2 separate regions of the Homo sapiens genome follow, and region 1 is linked to region 2. The links are chromatin loops, found by intact Hi-C in ENCODE. Cell type or tissue: heart left ventricle. All regions are shown on one strand.

Evidence for each region. Hi-C counts contacts between places; a loop is a spot of excess contacts. Peaks named below come from ENCODE experiments on the same cell type or tissue, not always from the same donor. Only the 100,000 strongest peaks of a DNase experiment are listed, where the experiment ranks them.
Region 1: it touches region 2 in a loop (2.2-fold over the local background); 3 of 110 quality-filtered maps call a loop at or near these places.

The regions. Positions count from the first base shown.
Region 1 is chr7:18,393,558-18,396,057 of GRCh38, reverse strand. It overlaps a transcript of HDAC9 not described here. Among named protein-coding and RNA genes, the nearest start is that of HDAC9, 100 kb to the left of the region's middle. In heart left ventricle, no CTCF peak of the experiment used is centred here; no DNase peak of the experiment used is centred here; H3K27ac peaks cover 190 bases.
Region 2 is chr7:18,563,768-18,566,267 of GRCh38, reverse strand. The region is part of intron 2 of HDAC9 (histone deacetylase 9); the gene reads right to left. Among named protein-coding and RNA genes, the nearest start is that of HDAC9, 69 kb to the right of the region's middle. In heart left ventricle, no CTCF peak of the experiment used is centred here; no DNase peak of the experiment used is centred here.

The DNA of each region.
Region 1 (2,500 bases), 170 kb after region 2:
AGGACAATCTACTCAGCTAGAAACCATATAAAAAGACTGGCTTGTCCCTACATCCTTCCTAATAGAATAAAAAGTGTAATTTCAAAATATTATAATTTATCAAAACATAATTTAAAACAGAATCAACTACTAGGCCAATATATAGGCTTTCAAAAGAAGGTAGCTACCTCCTAAATTTTTCTCACATAGAAAAATGGCATCAAATGTTAATGGTATCAACATGAAATTCTACAGATCAAAACTTTTTGAGGTAAAATTAAAGGCTTTAGGCTTTCTCTGAAATAAGGTAACGGCCTTGGGAGAACAGTGGTTGAGTGTTTAAAAAGGTAACATGTTTAAAAAGTCTAATATGTCTTGGCAATGTCAAGTTTCCGATACATAAAATGTATCTTTGTTGTGATCATAAATAATATCAAAGAAATCCAATCTCAGGAAAAAATAATCAAACTTGAGAATACTCTAACAAAGAATTCTCTCCTTCCCATAAGAGTGGGGAGGTATCTAGTTTTTTTTTTTTTTTTTGAAGCCTTAGGTCACTAAAAATATAAATGTGAAAATGTCTGCCATAATTCATTTATTCTGCAATTCCACAATCTATATGCACAAAATTACCACATGATAGTCCCATACATGCATTAATTCCAATAGAGAAGAAGTGCAAAGGGAGTCCACTCCAAACAATTAATTATACTGCTTTAATTTTTATGTTGCATTTTCACACATTATCTCATTAAATACTCAAAATTACCTAGTCAAGTTGAGTATTAAGTGAGATAATGTGTGAAGTTGCTAAAAATTAGCCCTATTTTAAGGTTAAACTATTTGCCAGGTCACACAGCTGGTGGAAGAACCGTGACTCAAAGCCTGAACTTACCTCAACTATCATCCTCCCTCCAGTTTCTCATAACTGTCTCCATACACCACAGCATTTTACCAGGTACTCCTATTTTGGTAGAAAGTCAAACAGTGCAAGTATCAATTTAAATCCACCTTGTAAAATTACGATATTATCATTTTTACTGAAATTTTTTGGTAAATCACATTGACCATCATATTGAGTCAGAATACTATTAAATGTCTGAATACTTGTGTATTTAACTCAGTGGAAGTTTTGTCTTATTTTGTTAAATTATGTTAAATGAAAAATTTCAAACTAAAATATGAAACTATTTAATAAATACATAGGTAATTGTGTTGCTGATTGGCCTGCATAGTGTCCTTTGGTATCAGAAATGACACGCTCCTCCATACAACAGTTCGGCTAAGACTTTACCTTGCCATCTTGAAAGCAATAGCCTTGTTACAGCCTGACATGGTAAATCTCCAGAGTACAGTTCTTAAATAATGAATTTCAACAGAAATGAAATGTAGTCTATTGTACTAGCCCTTGATCCTCAAGATATACTTTAAAATAACTTGTGAAACTTTCCACACACAGATACACACACACACAAAACCACACATAACACACATGCATACACACCCAGGCCCAGTCCCCTTGGACCACTGAATCAGAATTTCCAAAACAGGGTCCCAATATGTGTACTTTTTAAGAACTCCACAGGGGATTCTGTTTAAGAGTCAAAATTCAGAAGCACTCCTAGGAAGTGTAACATTTGTTTCCTCTGACAATTTTTAAGAATAATATTTTATGGCATTGTAGGAAAATGATGCTGAGCAATATCTCTAAGGATTCTAGACGATGCTCCCTCTTAATATTTCCAATCACACCACCTGCAATAACCCTAACTTTTCCAGCCTCTATTTTAATTTGTTAAAATAAATGTGACACCTACAGAATTTTAGTAATAAGATTAAGACAGCCCCAACCTTTGAGTGTCCCTTTAACAAACAAGGTATAATTGTAAAGGATAGCCTCTTTCTAAATATTTAAGGCCCCTTGTAGAAATGCTAAGTGGACATTATTTAAAGACTAAGGTACACAGAAACCTGACACACTCACTTTTAATAGGGAGGTAGACTGTTGTTTATTTAGCTTTTGAAATCAATCCTAAATTTGGCTTTATGGAACCAAAAAAGTCTAGCTTTAAATTAACAGACTGCCTTCTATTGTCCAAGGGATAATTTGAACTTCACTGAGACATGTCTATGAATGGAAATAAAAATAACTCACATTAAACTCTAAGTACTTCCCCACACGCAATTCACTTGCCACAAGGCCCATTGTTCCGTGCGTGGCTTTTAAGCAGCCTGTAGGAAATTTTCACTGAAACAATTTCCCATAACCAAGAAAAGGAAGGCCAAAATGATTTCACTCAAAACAAATAAAACAAAACACAAAACACAAAAAATCAAAAAGCTTCCTAAGCTTTCAGCATCTAGGGTATTAAAAGCAGCTCTGTCAGGGTAGCAGGAATGGGAAATGGGAGGTTCCCATAATACTCTAAAATTCTGTGGCTTTAATTTTAGCTCACTTTCCTCCTGCACTTCTAAACAAAAATCGACTCCAGATGAGTCTTTCTGTTCACAGTTCTACATG
Region 2 (2,500 bases):
TGATATATAAAATTCAGTTGTGGTCAAAATTGTTTTATTCCTTGATTGTGGTATTTGGAAACCTCTCCTCTAACTTTCCATAATAAATAGCAAAATATTACTTTCCATTTTCTCTCTCAATGAAAACACCACTTTCTACAATAGTTGCTTCTTAAGGGGGTGGAATGCACAAAAATATCTACTTTTTGTAATGTTACTTAGCAAAACAAGAATAGACATTTTCCTCACTTAAAAAGTTTTTACTATACAGTAATATAATACCCAGTTTGAGAAAAATCAGAAATATTATTCTGATCCTATGAAATGTGATGGTTATTCAACAGCTCCCACATTGCTTAATAAAGAAACAGAAAATTGCCCAGAATTAGAAACCACTAAGCCAATTAAAGTTGCCAGGGTAAAACTGAAAAAAAAAAAAATTATCCACATTATAAATATCTTAGAATACTTTTCTTTCTTTCTTTCTTTTTTTGGTTAACATAAAAAGATTTCATTACTTGCAAAGGCTTATATAAATAAAATTAAAACAACATCACCAATTTGCTTTTATTATTTCAGTGCATTTAGATATTTCAAAATGCACCTTTGTTTTTTGGCTGAAAGAATTCCCCACCCTTTTTTTTCTTTTTTTCTACAGAAGTACCCTACACTGTCCAAAATATGTAGTCCTGTTCAACAGCTAAAGAACTCTTCTCCTCCTCCCTCTCTAATTTGGCTTCAAGTCAAGGCTGTTTTTCTCATTCCAACTGTTTTGGACATATGCTGGCCCAACTAACAATGGTAAACACAGCAAGCTGTCTCTGATATGATGCTGATTAAGTAATCTTGTGAGCAAGTAGAGTTTGGATATTAAGATGCTGAGGAAAAAATTACTCACAGAAATTCTCTACCCTTTGAAAAATATTTGGATTCTTGATTTTACATTATATGATAAACAAACCATGGGATATTTTTTAAAAAATACATTTATTTGGCTGAGCACAGTGGCTCACGCCTGTAATCCCAACACTTTGGGAGGCTGAGGCGGGCGGACCACCTGAGGTTGGCAGTTTGAGATCAGCCTGACCAACGTGGAGAAACCCCGTCTGTACTAAAAATACAAAATTAGCTGGGTGTGGTGGCGCATGGCTGTAATCCAAGCTACTCGGAAGGCCAAGGCAGGAGAATCCCTTGAACCCGGGAGGCAGAGGTTGCGGTGAGCCAAATTGTGCCACTGCACTCCAGCCTGGGCAACAAGAGTGAAACTCCGCCTCAAAATAATAAATAAATAAATAAATAAATAAATAAATAAATAAATAAATAAATAAAATACATTTATTTGATGCTGGCTTAGGCATTTGAAATATGAAAGAGCCTAAGATGTGGTCATTACATTCATGGATTTTCCAGTTTAAAATAAGGGCAAGTAGAGGAAACAGTGGAAGCCCAAAGATGAGCTTAAAATAACATTCTAAAGACATTGCTTCATCTTACAGAAAAATAAAAAGGTATAAAATTGAAATTTTGAGGACTTTGAATAGTGTTTCAATAAAATCTAATGGTAAAATGTTAATACAAAAGTAGTCTCTTAACGAAAAGGAATAGGTATAGAGGCCCAATGTCAATCATAAGCATGTGGTACAAGATACTTGGAAGAAATATAAACATTATAGTGCATATTATTCCTATTTAGAATAAAAAAATAAAAATGGACATCTTCTATCCTGTTTTTGAATATTAGAATTGCGCACTTATTTTTCATTTAGCTTAGACTGCTATATACCAGCTTCCTCTCAGTATGCAAATAGAATAGATAAAACCAAACTGTAAAATAAAGCCAGGAATACAAATTGTCTTTTAAAAAATACTTGGAAGCTTAATAGAAATAAGCAAGCCCCAAAAAAAGGGATTACCTCACACTTGATAAAACTGTAATTTCTCATTTATTTATCAATAAAGCTCTTACTGGGTTAGTACTACCTATAATTTGACAGACATAAAATCAGGACAGATTAATTAATTTATAGCCATGGACAATTTTTTTTTTTCAATTGTATGGTTGCAACTGTACTGTTTCCTTGTTTCTAAACTATGCAGGCCTTGAACATAGAAAGATGAGGAGAATAGTCATTGTTGTCAAAAAATTTACAATCTGGCCGAGTGCGGTGGCTCACACCTGTAATCCCAGCACTTTGGGAGGCCGGGGCGGGCGGATCATGAGGTCAGGAGCTCGAGACCATCCTGGCCAACATGGTGAAATCCTGTCTCTACTAAAAATACAAACAATTAGCTGGGCGTGGTGGCACACACCTGTAGTCCCAGCTATTTTGGAGGCTAAGGCAGGAGAATTGCTTGAACCTAGGACAGCAGGGTTGCAGTCAGCCAAGATTGTGGCATTGCACTCCAGCCTGGAGACACAGCAAGAATCCGTCTCAAAAAAAAAAAAAAAAGCAGCAAATCAACATGGTACATGTATACCTATGTAACAAACCTGCATGTTGTGCACATGTACCCTAGAACT